Regions from separate parts of the Homo sapiens genome. Here region 2 is linked to region 1. Evidence: read pairs that join two places in POLR2A ChIA-PET (ENCODE). Cell type or tissue: GM12878. All regions are shown on one strand. Links, peaks and the distances in the headings refer to the core of each region. The heading gives the core; the rest is flanking DNA.

Region 1 (7,551 bases), core at 1,575-6,574:
TTGGTTTAGGCACTAAGGTCTTATGTAAAGTATAGGTGCTGTTTAAGTATAGGAAACATGAAAAATTTAACTCCGATTAATTCACTGGTTGAGCTGCAGTAGTTTAGCAGAGGAATAGGATATTCCTGAGAGAGTAAGACATGAGACAGATGAGATTTGTTATGGGAAGAGGAGTTGTTCTTATCTTTGGTGGTTATAGGCTCCTTAGAGAGTATTTCAAATGCTATAATTTTCTCTCCAGAAAAATGTATTATAGTAGAGATGACCTTTTTCAGCTGGGCATGTTTAAAAGTCAAAACTAGATGAAAATTTTGCAGAGACAAAATTTTACTTAAAAACCCTTAAATCACTAGCAGGGCTTGGTTGTGCATGCCTGTAATCCCAGCTACTTGGGAGGCTGAGGCACGAGAATTACTAGAGTCCAGGAGGTGGAGGTTGCAGTGAGGCGAGATTGCCCACTGCACTCCAGCCTGGGTGACAGAGTAAGACCCTGTCTCAGAAAAAAAAAAAAAAAAAAAGCCCTTAAATCACCTATGATTTATAGTGTAAATGATTTTGTGATATTTACTATTCAGTAATTATTAAGCATATTGAAACTTGATTACCATTGATCTAGACCAAAGAAAAAAGAATGTGTATATGCTGGTGTCTGGCCCTTTACAGCATTCTGCCTTTGTAGTAACTATTAATTGTCTGGAAGAGAATGGGGAGCAGTGTCCATTCTCAAGCTTGCCTGCTGGTTATAGTCCAGTCTGTTTTTTTCCATAGCCTTAATACATGCTAATAGATTTGTTTGTGGTTGAGGATAAAGAAAACTAGTGGCAAGACTAGGTTCTAAAATCAGAACATGACTTACATTTGTGCAAAATGAGGCTCTACTGTAAACACAAAACTAACTCTTGGTCTGGAACATTTGTTGTTTCAGGTGGATGGGAGGATGGGAATTAGAGCAACTGGGAAATTAGAGCAGCTGAGGCTAGGCGCTGAGGGTGATGAAAACACTGTAGGTAATAGACAGGGAGATGGAGAGGGTTGTGTTAAAACCCGTCTGCTGACCTTCAATTTTTTCCTTGGGCCAGCCCTGGCCAGAGACCTTTCCTCTTTTTAAAATTCCCTTTGCTCCCATATCTGTTCGCTGCTTCCCGCCATCCTGTCTCTCTCCTATGTTCCCTAGTGCTCCTCCCTGGCCTCTTAGCATTCAGCAAGTGAGGCCTAAAGGAAGTTCTCAGTTGGGTAAAAGGAAAGCATAAAGCAGCCTTATCACCACTTCCCTGATTCCTCTGGGGTTTATTGTTATTAATTTTCTTATGCAGTGTTTCTATGAGGCAGCTGTATTTTCAGCTGGAGAAAACTTTGAGACCTTAAGGACAGAAAAAAAAAAAGAGAATCTGTTAAGAAAGAGAGTGAAGAAATTTAAAAGTCAGTATTTCTTTATATAGTATCAACTGTAGCCAGTTCCCATTTTTTCTACAAAATCTTCCCTGGGTGAATAGAAGGTAGATGGCCACTCTCTCTGATCTAATGGTTTCCCATTTCTTTTTTTTGGCACAAAGTTATGAACAATAAAATTCCTCAGTATCTAGTGAAACCATTTATTCACTTGTTATGTCAGCCTATAAATTTGCTAGGAAGTTAATTAGTGATTTAGGTGCTCTGACCATTACAAAAGCCATAAATCTCTCTATAGATCCATAAAGGTACGTCTCTACCTCTTACCCTATTTCCTTCTTTGGTAGAAAATAAAAGGGGGGCATATGATGTACTTTGTTGTTTGTTTATTGCAAAGATTAAATGAGACAATGTATGTGAAAACCCTAATCATTACTTAGCACACCAAACAGTTCAATGCATGCTATTTTCACTTTTTTTCTTTAGATGAACACTCCCACACTCCAGATGTTTCTGTTCTTATCAGAACCTGGTGCCTATTCCTTCAGAACCCTGAGAGGTGGCAAGAAACAATAGGACATGTGAATTTATGCTAAAGCTATTGGAGAGCTTATAATGCCAGAAGCAGAAAGGTGGGGATGGAGTGGTACACAGTTAGCTTTCATATCCATTACAGCAGATTTATATTTCTTTAAGTTGTGCTTTGCAGGTTAGAACTCTTCTTGTTTATGGGGACAATCCCTACCTGATTAAGATAGAAGAAAACTAGTGAGATCCTTAGCAATGTCTTTGAATTTTAATTAATTAACTAATTTATTTATTTATTTTTATTTTTTTGAGACAGAGTCTCGCTCTGTTGCCCAGGCTAGAGTGCAGTGGCATGATCTCGGCTCACTGCAACCTCTGTCTCTTGGGTTCAAGCGATTTTCCTGCCTCAGCCTCCCAAGTAGCTGGGATTACAAGCATGTGCCACCACTCCTTGCTAATTTTTTTTTTTTGTATTTTTTTTTAGTAGAGACAGGGTTTCACCATGTTGACCAGGCTGGTCTCGAACTCCTGACCTCAGGTAATCTGCCCGTGTTGGCCTTCCAAAGTGCTAGGATTATAGTCGTGAGCCACTGCGCCCGGCTGTTTTTTAATTTTTAATTTTATTTTTCTTCTATAGACCCAGGAACTTGAGTTAGCAGTGTTAGGTAATCTGCAAACAAAATGATTTTTGTAGTCGAAGTACCTGGGTTTTTTTCAATTTCTTTTAAAAATATATTGATGTTAACACCCTAAACCCATAAGGATGGGAATTTTTTTTGTTGTTCTTTTTATTGCAGCATCCTGGTCATTTAGAGCAGTGCCTGACACATGATATAAACCCCCGAAGTTTTGTTGAATAAATGAAGGAATGAACAATCTTGTTTAAGTAGACTAATACAAGACAATCTACGCTCTGCCTCTCTAGTATATCTGAGAATGTCTTGTAGGTATTCTCAGGAGTGCTGAGAAAAGATGTTTTTGAGAGACTTCTATGTATCTTGCATTATGTTGGGCTCTTGGGATTTTGTGGTTAACAAGTTAGTCATGCTCCCTGCCATGAAATGAGCATATAGTTTAGTGGGGAAAAGAAAGACTTAAAAAGTGAATATAAGAGGGATGGTTTTTATGGGGAAAAAAAACAAAACGTACAGAGAGTGGAGCAATGTGAGCACTGTAGGAGACCCAGCATGTGAACAGAGGCAGCATTCTGAAAGCAAGTCTCAGAGAACATGAAAACATCTTAAAAACAAAAACAACAAAAATTTCAAATGAAAGGTATTATCAGCAAAGGCCTTGTGATTAATTAGCTGCTCTATCTCTTTCCTGGGGTACAAAGTGAGGAGGACAATTGTCTCAGTGGTTCTGACGTGTGTATGACCCTGAGATGCAGTTAAGGAATCAAGCCTGAATAGGTCAGCAAGCCACTTGTTCTAAAATTCTTCTTGGGAGGAAACATCTGTGTCTCTTTCAGGATGCCAGCCATCACATGGGTCTTTCAACATTAGCATATTTTTCAGCCATCTGCAGTGGTTGCCTCCCTCCCACACAAGCTTAGTCACTGCACACAAACACACCTTTGTCCAAACTTCAGTACCAGGCTTTACAATGAAAGTCTCTGTGGCATCTCCGTGGAACCACATTTCCCAAGAGTGCTGCATAGCTATTTTACTTGCAATGCATTTATCACTTTTTAGCTCATTTGAATGCATGGGAAAACACAGAAGACTGTTGTCGTAGGTGGTGGTGTTTTATGGTTGTTATTGTTTTTCCTTAAAGTCATAGGGTAAAAGAAAGCTTGAAATATCATTTGTTTTCACTTCCTACTAGGCAATTAGGTAGACCCACTCTTAAATAAAACCTCTAATTTAGTATCCTCTCATTTTCAACTCACCTACAGTGATGAAGTTCTACAGGCTCCCTATGTTAAATTATTCTAGCGTTAATAAACCTTATTTTTGAAAATTTCTTTTACTTTTAGCTAAAGTATCTTCCATTGTCTCTGGAGGTAAATGTTAAGTTTCAGTTGTAGAACTACATCAGCTTATGATACAGTTAAGAGCAAAGGTCTTGGAATCAGGCAAATGTAAGTTCAAATTTGACCTCTGCTTCTGATGAACTGTGTGATTTGAGACAATTATATGACATTTTGCATACCAGTTTCCTTTTCTTCATCTGTAAACTGAAGAAACTAACACTCATATCAAGAGAATAATGTCTGCGACCATGATATTGACCCAGTTTCTCCCCCGTAATGAGTATTTGATGTATAGTGGTTATCATTATTGTAATGTTTAAAGTATCTAATAATAATATTGGGAGGAGGAACCATGAATGTTTTGGATTTGTTCCCTTCACAGCCCTTAGTGCCATGGATATGGTAGGTACTCAGGATTTGTGTATAAATGATTAACAAAAAAGTAAGATAGTAAGAGTAAGGAGCAACCTGCTCTTCTATTAACTAGCTTCATGCCGGGGTAAATCATTTACACTTCCTGAATCTTAGTTTCCTCATGTGCAAACTGGTAGTTTTATAAATGCAAAACTGGTAGTTTTGCACTTGGATATTTATGATGAGTATTTAATTTGTTCTTTCAGGTCTCCAGAGAAGGAAGTTCTTTGGGCAAAATTTTTGAGTTTAAGAATTATTTCTTAATGATAATCTGATTTTTCAAAGCTTTCAGGTATTCTCAGCAAACTAGCGCAGGAACAGAAAACCAAACACTGCATCTTCTCACTCATAAGTGAGAGTTGAAAAACGAGAACACATGGACACTGAGAGGGGAACATCACACACTGGGGCTGTCAGGCAGTAGTGGGCAAGGGAACGGAGAGCATTAGAACAAATACCTAATGCATACGGGGCTTAAAACCTAGATGATGCGTTGACAGGTGCAGCAAACCACCATGGCACATGTATACCTATGTAACAAACCTGCACATTCTGCACATGTATCCCAGAACTTAGAGTAAAAAAAAAGTTTTTTGAGAAGAGATATCAGAAATATTGTCATATTTTCTTGATTAGAGTCGAGATAAAAAGAAGTAAATGTTGAGTGTCTGCTCCCTTTGGTATTATCTTATGGACAGCATAGGACCAGGATTGAATCCTGATGACCACACTGGAAGAAGAAGTGGAAAATGAGGTGAAGGAGCCCAATTCTAGAACAGTTCAATTTCATTTGTTATTCTGGTGATTAATGTCTTCAGCTTTATACCTGGAGTGTTTCCAAAGCTTTTCACTAGATGCTCACCTTGACTCTGCCCAATATTCTCAACCTCAGCTAAATAAAACTAGTTTTTGACACCTAAAGAAATGGAACTTGTAAAACGTGGACATAATTCTACTTAAAGAGACAATGATAAACCCATACTTACATTCATTTAACTGTATTGATTTTTTTCTCAGAATTTAAGTGGGTTGAGGCAAAGAGGTATGTGACAGGGAGGAAGGGGAAAATCTTCTGGGGCACTTATATGCTTTTTAGAGTTTCTTTCTATACCTAACTCTTCTCTGGGGTGCTGAGGGTTCCAAAATAAATATTAATTACATCACAAAATTCTAAGAAGATGAATTTTTTTTGTCAGGTTCACCAATGGTCACTTTGGATTCCCAAAGAACACAGTAAACTTTAATTAGGTGATTAAACCATTAGGTGAAAAAGGAGTATTTCAGTATTAGAATAATCTTCTCATCTGATTCCCCAATCAACAAGCCATATGGAATCAACATACCAATATTGACTCTAATACATATTAGTCAGAATATAAAGTTGAAAGAGGTAAATAAGACTACCTCCCTAGGTGTGTATGTGGACTTACAGAACCTAGTTATATGGTGGTATTATACAATGGAATTACGTCACATTTATTCATTTTTGATGGGCAGGTGGCATTCCTTAGGCTTTTGAGTAGACTACATTGTAATGTGGGAAAATCGTTTGTCTAACTTCATTAATTGACAGCACTAATGAGAATACAATTCAGGTTGGTTGGTACAGTTTCACAGTTTTGCTCTATTAATGCTGGAATCATATCTTTATATTTGGCAGTTTTACTCCGAGCCAATGACATCAGCAAAAAGTTCATCCTAAAAGAAATTTCCATGTTGAATCAAATAACTGTAAGAATGTTATTTCTTCTTAACTTCCTAAATTTTGTGCCAATGATTCCATTGGATATAGAGGAAAGAGTCTTTCCTTTGAGAGCTTTCTTTCTACAAACATTAAAAACATACAGTCCAGGAAATCCTTTTAGTACAAACCAGTGGAAGGTGATATAAATGAAAATAAGGGGAAATAAAATAAAAACAGTGGGTGGAATCTGACATATTTGTTTGCTAAAATAACATAGATAGTTATGAATGGCACAATATTATTCAAATTTTACAAACATTTAATATCTTTATCACATAAATCATCTTATTTAATGTTTAAACTTGGGAATTAGCTCTTATTGTCCCCCCTTTCCTTGAAGATGAGGAAATGGAGCAGAGAGGTTAAGTAACTGTCTGAAACAAAGAGCTAGTATGGGTGAGAACCCAAATTCAATTCCAGTTCCATCAGACTGTAGTCCAGTGGTTTTTCCTATTTTGCTGATGGTTCTAACATTTTTTCCTCACTCAGTGCACCTGATAATTTGTGTCTGTCAGCAGCACTGTGCCTCTGGAGGGGTGGGAAGGTGGGAGGTTTCCCTTAAGGGCCCATCAGCATCTATGGATGGGTGGGTATGTGTAGTTTGGGAAAGATGCCAGGGACAATTCCATTTTCCCACCACCCACTTTGGATTCCCAAAGAACACAGTAAACTTTAGTTAGGTGATTAAGTCATAGGTGAAAAAGGAGTATTTCAGTATTAGAATAATCTTCTCATCTGATCCCTAATCAACAAGTCATATGGAATCAACATACCAATATTGACTCTAATACGTATTAGTCAGAACATAAAAGTTGAAAGAGGTAAATAAGACTACCTCCCTAGGTGTGTGTGTGGACTTATAGAACCTAGTTATATGGTGGTATTATACAATGGAATTGTATAATTGACATTCTTTGCATTATCCCACACTCTACCATTTTGGTTTGATTTTATTCTATTGACTTTAGCACAGAACTTCTCCCAGCTTTCCTGTTTAATATCTCTGTGTTATGTGTTTTTGCACACATTTATCAAGCAATTAGTTTCATGGAATATTTCTCAGTCGGCACATTTCCTTTGTTCAGAAGTATATCTCAGAATATATGGGGCAAGAAACTCTTACCACAGAGTTATATTAAGCTTTAATTAGGATAAAACATCAATTCGGGCGTTACTATGTGAAGCTGGAAATCTCTCTGTCACATCTCTGTATTTCTCCTCTTGTGAGCGTCCTTGACCTTGCTTGCCTGTAATGGCTTAATATTACAGGAACCATTTTGCTTGGGCTCATTCTGATACCCATGACTCAACTGCTCCCTAATATGCTTCAGGAGGAGGATTTAATCACTTTCACTACCTCCTACCCACAGGTCTTTTTGTCTTCTAGCCACAGTTATCTCTAGTCTCCCTTGAGGGTCTCTACCCAGCCATTTTCAGCATCCACCACAACTCTACCCCTTTGCCTGTGATACTCTGGTGTCCCAGCCAAGTGACATGCACA
Region 2 (7,551 bases), core at 1,624-6,623, 630 kb after region 1:
ATGCAGCTAGTGAGTTCTGTAACATTGAGTTCATGCTATACCCATCTTCATTACAGTGCAAGACTGACACAGACCTTGGCATCACAGAACTTGAAGTATGGTACGGAGGACAGACAGACAAGCAATTACAATACAGCATGAGAAATGCTCTGATAAGGGAAGTACTGTGTGTTGTGTTGCAGAGAAGTATAATTTAGGCGGAGAAGCTCTGGAAAGACAATGGGAATGGTGGAAAATCATACTTAATTATGAGATATGTTGAAACATCATTCACAAACTAGAATAACAATTAATTTCTAGACCCCTAGAGCTACTTCTTTGGCTCTCCTCTCTTGTCTCTCTAGCACATATAAGGAATTGCCAAATGATTAGGAAGCTAATACAGTTTGGATTACCAGGAGAGGTGAGGAAGCTGAGGAGTAGTTCCTATTGGGGTTAGAATGCCTGATTTTTTTTTCTAACAATGACCAAATCAAAGAGAGCCTGCCTGGCTGAACCCATGTGTGGGTGGCAGACAGTGTTTTACTGAGTCAAGAGAGTTGCTGATGCATAAGCAGCAGGAGGTTGAGTCATGTTTACCTGAAATGTGGGCAGAGCTGTCTTCTTTCTAGTAAAGCTAAATGTGGATGATGTTTAAAAATAATAGCAGTTGTTGTTTAATGGGTATAGAAATTGAAATTTGCAAGATGAAAAAGTTCTTGAGATCTTTTTCACAACAATGTGAATATACTTAACATTTAAAAAATGGTTAGGATGATTAGTTTGATGTTTTGGGTCTTTTACCACATTAAATAGAAAAAACTAATATCAGACTTCACATCAATATGGATGTGGATAGAGGAGAAACTTATTCCTTCATTCAGCAAATACCGAGTGGACCCCACAGGCCAGGCTCAGTGCAGATTGCTGGGGCCACAGAGGGTATAAAACATGGTCTCAGCCATCCTGGAACCCACAATCTCAGCTTACCACCAGGTCATCTCTATTTTCAACACAGAACTTTATACATTTATTTCAGAAATACACCTGCCTAAGTAACAATTTCATTGTAATTACTTATGAGTTAAAACAATTGCTATTTATTTTAATTGGTAGAAAAAAATAGGGAAAACATTTAGTCCCATCTCTAAGTCTGTATGTGTCTGTCTTAGTTGACATGTAACAGCATCAGGGAATTATAAAAGACTCCCAAACAAAAAGACAGACAAATGGAAAAACCACAGGTCTTGGCATCAGGAGGTTTTGGTTTAAATTTGAGCTCGGCCACTTACAAGCTATTTGAGCTCTCTGAGCCTCAAATTCCTCATCTGTAAAATGGGAATAGTAATACCTATTTTGTATTATTGACATGAGAATTAAATGAGATAACCAATATGAAGCATCTAACCTATAGCAAAACTCAATAAATGCTAGTCCTTTCTTTCATCTCTATAAGTAGATGGGCAGAGTTTCACTTAGAGAAAACAGAATTATGAAAATCTGGAACTTACAAGACAAGTATTTTAGGGCTCTGGTTTATAATTTCAGAAAGAGTAAATTCAGTTTATAAACTGGTTAGCTTCAGGATGCAACCTGACAATTCAATTCCAAATCAAGATAGGACCTCTGAAGCACAGAACCTTTCCAGTACAACTCCCTAAGACCAAAATACCCTTGATCCATTGACTTTGATTAAGTCTCAGGCAGTTTTCCAATGCAATAGCAGTGGGATCATTGTGGGCAGAGGAACACTCCTTAAGAAAATGCCTATGTGTAGGAGGCGACAAAGAGAGATAGACACATTCTCTTTCGTGGTTTGCAATGTTAACTTCCATAAGGTTCAGGCAACTAAGTAAAATTAGAAAAAAAAAGCACATTGGTAGATATTAAGAAACACCTTCCCTTGTAGAGGTGAGATGACAGTATTCTGAAGATGAAGCAGGAGGGGAGCAGAAAATCCTAGTGGTTCATGCTTAGTTAGACCCAGGAGGTTCTTGGTTTGTAACCATGGAGGTTTACGATTTGTCTAAAAAGGCTTTATTAAGAAAAATGAAAAGGAGCAGAAGGAACCGTCTATGTCCATTGACATATCTATTGAATTCTTAGGCTTGCTACCTGGTTCCCCTGGGTCCAAATTTTGGCCACCAGCAGTGACTAGATGACTTGTCATTTTCACCATAGACCTGAATATTATTGCTTGTGACCCCTTGAAGATGCCTCTTCCTGGTGCTTCCTTCCACCTCCCACCAACAGCTCCGCCTACGTTTCCAATGGCATCTAGATGGTGGACTCAGTTTCTGGGCCTTTTGCAGGCCCGTCCCCCTCACCTTGCCCAGTGCAGAGTGAGCCCTTGTCCCTTGCAGCAAGTTTTGTTATTAAAGTCACTGGGCATTTGAGGCCTTTGTCTTTGGATTATTAATCTGCTCTGCATGTACCCAGGACCCAACAATGAGGGCATCTGTTGCAAATCTAATATTAGCAACAAACTCACGTCACATCATCTTGTATAAAGAGAATATTGAGGGAGAAACATTTGATCACTAGCAGAGACATGGAAGCATTGAACAAGGAGCTCTGTCAAATGCTTGGCTCTCTATTATTCAGGGGAGGGAGGAGAGGAGGGGAGGGAGAAGACTGAAGAGTGTAAGCCTTTCTTTCTTCCCATGTGTTCAGCTCTCCCAGGGCAATATGACATACTCTGCACAACTCCTACAATATTTGACCCCAGGTCAGACATAGAGGTCCACTGCGACCCCAGGACACACAGAGGACTTGGATGGTGCCATTAGAAACAGCCACTTATGGGCCTGGGCATAGGAGGGCATTCCTTTGGCAGAGGATCTGCCTGACTAACAAGCCCAGAACAAGTCACCTGAATTAAAAACTTTGGACACATGACTCAGAAGACCCCAGGTGTTTTACCTTTTCTACCAGTGCCAGAAGTAGAGTGAGATTATTTAAGTTAGTCTCCATGGCTTGGGGCAACTTCCCAACCCAAATGGGTCATTTAGAAAGCAGGGAATGTTTCAGAGGTCAGTGGGCCAGCAGGTCAATTTGGCCAGTAGCGCTTGTAAGTTTTTTGAATTAGCTGCCAACATTGAAAAACCTAAAGATTTTAAAATAAAATTCCAAGTTCAAAGCTTCTCTTGAATATTCAAAAAATGGCAGCCACATGGCCCTCATCCCCACATAACAACAGTCACCCCCACTGTCCAAGTCCTTGGCCTTATGATGAGGCAGGAGCCATTGTCCTGACAGCAACACTCACTTAGATAACTTGCAAGAGCCTGCTGGGATTTTGGATTTCCCACCAGGCATCAAGAGTCTCACATGAGAGGTTGAGAGGAGATCTCTGGTCGAGTTTTCTCCAACCAAGCAACATCTGGGTGCTGTGAGCAGTGGGCAAAAACAGAAAAGCAAGAGAAGGACCTCATTTCAAGGAAGAACAAGCTTCTACCACAGAAAAGCCAAGCCCAGCTGGCACAGTGACTTGAGTGAGAGAGACACAGCCAGCCAGTACAGCTTGGATGCTGTGAAGTGCAACACAGAGAAACAGAAACGTTGGCCGACAAGCCTGTCCCAGCCTTGTCATGTGTCCTTTTAGCTGGAATGAAGACGGGGGAAGGGTGGGTGTGGGGAGAGAAGAATGTGCCCTCTTCATGTCCCTTTGTACTTCCACTTCCTTTGGGGCCTGAAAAGAAGCAAAACAAACCAGAACTCTCACTGGCAGTTGCTGAACAAACTAGACTCCCATCTGCGCCTGCAGCCAAACTCCCCATGGACCAAATGCTAGATGGGTGGTTCTCAACCCTCAGTGCATGTTAGTGTCACTCAGGGAGCTTTTAAACCCTTGTACTCCTGCCTATTAAAACAGAATTTCCGGCGGGGGGGCAAGGGGATGGGGGCCCAGGCATCAGTATGTTTCAAATATGATTCTAATGGGAAGCCGAGGCTGAGAACCAATGTGCCAGAGCAGTGCTTCTCAACCATAAACTTGTCCTTGATTTACCTGGGAGGATTAGTTAAAAATGCAGATCTGAGTCATAGGTCAGGGCCGAAGTCTGAGCTTCTGCACTTCTAACAAGCTTGCAAATGATGCCCATGCTGCAGGATCCCAGCCCATACTTTGGTGACAAGGAGCTGGAGCACTTGTGCTTTGTCATTCTCTCTTCTAGTACTTCCATAGAGAAGATAGCGGGCCTATCACCTCTAAGCCTGAAAGTAACAATAGCAATAGCAATAAAAGTAATGATATTACTATTAAAATAATAAAATCATATCAATAACAGCAAGACTTTGATGTGTGTTTCTTCCTGCCAAACACTGTGCTCAAGTTACACTTTTTAAAAATATTCAACAAGAAGATGTAAAATAATTGCTCATTCTTACCTTGAGTTCTTTACTACTCAAAGTGTCTTACTTATATTAGCTTTTTAGACTTCACAACAACCCTTATTGTCCTGGGTGCTGCTGTTATCATTCCATTTTGGGGAAGAAGGAGCTGAAATACATAGAGATGAAGTTGCTTGCCAAGGCCACCAAGTTTACAAGCACAGAGCTGGGTTTAGACACAGGATGTATGCTAGTAATGACCCTGCTACTCTGTCTCTCCAGGCACTTGGGCCTTGGAGTTGTGAGTTACTTGCCCACAGTCATGCTAATCAATAGTGGAGCTAGGGTTCAAAACTCCATTGGCTTTACTTTACAGACTGAGCTATTGGGAGAGGAAATGAATGAGGTATAGAAAGTGCTAGACACAGTTCTTGGCACATCATGGATACTCATAATTTATTTCTTTATTCCTTTTTCCCACTCCCCTAGAGCATTCCTTGGGGGCTGTCTTAGTCAACTCAGGCCTCAGTAACAAATTTCCTTAGACTAGGGGGCTTAAATAACAAACACTCCTTTCTCACAGTGCCAAAGCTGGGAAGTCTGAGATGTAGGTGTCGGCTCTTGATGAAGGCCCTCTTCTTGGTTTAGAGACAGCCACCTTTCTGGTATGTCCTCACATGACAGAGAGTGAAATCTCTCTTGTATCTCTCCTTTTAAGGGCATTAATCTCACTCATAAAGGCTTCACCCTCATGACCTAAAAACCTTCCAAAGACCCCACCTGCAAATACCATCACTTGGGGATTAGGGTTTCAACATATGAATTTTGGTGGGACACGTTCAGTATATGGCAGGGGGCTGGATAGTGGGAAGAGAGAATGGAACATATCAAATGGCATTTAAATGACCCTGCTCCCTAAAGGAGCCAAGTAATGTCAGTGGCATGGACAGAGGAAGGGAGAGGGTTGACAGTAAGTCACACCCACTTCCTAGAGTGAGGCAGCCAATGGGGTGATCAAAGCCAGCCCCCATATCTCTGCAGGCTCATCCTATGCCTGGCAGAACTGGCAGGAAAGGAATATAGGTACCCTAAGGCAGCCGTTGCTACCAAGAAAGGTGATCTGTGTCCATTTGTCAAGCATGATTGGGAGAAAGTGATCAAAAGGGCTGCAGTGAAACCAGGAATGGACTGAAGCAGCTCTGAGAGTCCATGTAGCTTTGGCACTGAACTTGAGGCTGACTCTCCCAACAGAAGACACATTTCCCCAGGGGTTCTAAGACGAGCAGCATGGAGGAGAGCCTGGATATTGCTATGGTTTCTTAGAAGAAGCTGTAGCATGGTGAGAGTGCCTAACTCCTTGTCTGTGTCTCCATCCAAGCTGACTATAATCTCCGTCTTATGTTCTATCCTTAGCATCTAGTACAGTGCCTAGCATGGAGAGAGTGCTTGATTAACAATATTTGTTGAAAGAATTAATGAACGAATGGATGGATGAATGAATGAAAATCTTTTATTGAAATATGAGAAAGGATTTATTCTCTGGCTCTTCAAGTTATTTCAACCCCTGCTTAGTACTAGTTACATTATTTTTAAAAATAATGTGAAAGTAATAATGCTATAAGAGAGAACTATTTATTTTAGCTGTTTCTTATTATGCTAGCCCTTTTTTTCACTTTTATTGAGGTTTTAGGTCATTTATCATTTAATCAACAACATTCATTGACTTCTCACTGCACAGAAAAAAAAAGAAAGACAACAACCAATTGTATTAATCTGATCTAATCAACAATGTGAAACTATAGATAAAGTACTTACAATTTTAGATGGCCAAGTGTAAGTACAGTTAAGGTAATATCATCATGAGAGGCAAGGTTAGGCCACTTGGTTCCTAAGGAGTTTCTCAGGTGGGAAAAACTTATTGAGTAGACACTTGATATTCACAAGGAATGGATCCTGAGATCTTTGCAAATTCCTAATCCTAGCACTTTTCTAAATATTATCCTTATCTGGAGCCAGGGTTTTCCAGTGCATAGCCTTAATACTCCAAATCTATTGCCTGTTTGACTCTCATACCTGATCTCCCACCTAGTAGCTGTTTTTCCAGGAAATTCCTACGCAGGCTCTGATTTGAGATTGCTCATAAGCAGCTGAAATGACTGTTGTTAACTTAGTGAATGCCAGGGATCTGCTGTGACTGCTAGAGTCCAATCCAATTAGACAGTAGTATGAAGTGCCTGGTAGGAGTCAGATACATGTCATGTTAGCTGACACAGCAGGGAACCAAAAAGTATAATTCCTTCTCTCATAAGATTTGCATCTGGTAGGAAAGAGAGCCATTCACAGGGTTGGTTGTGAATTATGAGTGCTTTCAAGGGCTCTGTGGTCCCCAAGTTCCTCCACCCCCTGCTTACCTGAAACATCAACCACTCCAACTGCTCAGGGGTTTCTGGAGGAGTATGCATTAAGTGAGTTAAGACATTTATGCTTGCTTCATCCCCACATTCAGATCCCTGCCTTGGCTCCTACTCCCTCACTCTTACATGCCAGCCCCTTTGCTAATCTGTGAGCACATGTTGCTATCTCAGGGCATTTGCACTTGCCCCTCTGCCCACAATGAAGCCCCATTCCCGCGGTCACAGGTTCAAGGACCACATCCCCCGGAGGTTTCTGTAGCTATCCTATCAGATAAAGCAGCCTCTGTTACTCTCTAACCCCTCACTCTGCTTTATTTTTCCTCATAGCCCTTACAATTACTTGACATGTTATTATATATCACTCTTGATAATGAGAATAGATCATCCAAGAGAGTTGAAACTTGTCTTTTTCACTGTTGTGTCCCCAATTCCAAGAACAGAGCCTGGAACAGTAGGTTCTCAGTAAACATTTATTGAATGAGTAAATGAATAAATGGGTCCTGAAATACATAGACAGATGCAATGTGAATCTTTTAAGAAGAGGCTCTGAGGGATGGGCCAAAAAAATAAAAGATTTTGGCTGGGCACAGTGGCTCACACCTGTACTCCCAGCACTTTGGGATACCAAGGGGGGCAGATCACGAGGTCAGGAGCTCCAGACCAGCCTAACCAACATGGTGAAACCCCCCTCTACTAAAAATACAAAAATTAGCCAGGTGTGGTGGCACGTGCCTGTAATCCCAGCTACTCAGGAGGCTGAGGCAGGAGAATCTCTTGAACCCAGGAGGCAGAGGTTGCAGTGAGCAGAGATTGTGCCATTGCACTC

What was found. Peaks named below come from ENCODE experiments on the same cell type or tissue, not always from the same donor. Only the 100,000 strongest peaks of a DNase experiment are listed, where the experiment ranks them.
Region 2: POLR2A ChIA-PET joins it to region 1 with 5 read pairs; 3 of 35 experiments call an interaction of 5 or more read pairs at or near these places.

What each region holds. Positions count from the first base shown.
Region 1 is chr11:95,711,862-95,719,412 of GRCh38, reverse strand. No RefSeq gene overlaps it. Among named protein-coding and RNA genes, the nearest start is that of FAM76B, 74 kb to the left of the region's middle. In GM12878, for the core only: no CTCF peak of the experiment used is centred there; DNase peaks (open chromatin) are centred at 3,482 and 4,122; H3K27ac peaks cover 350 bases.
Region 2 is chr11:95,077,694-95,085,244 of GRCh38, reverse strand. No RefSeq gene overlaps it. Among named protein-coding and RNA genes, the nearest start is that of ENDOD1, 8.4 kb to the left of the region's middle. RefSeq lists a silencer at 3,914-4,114. In GM12878, for the core only: no CTCF peak of the experiment used is centred there; no DNase peak of the experiment used is centred there.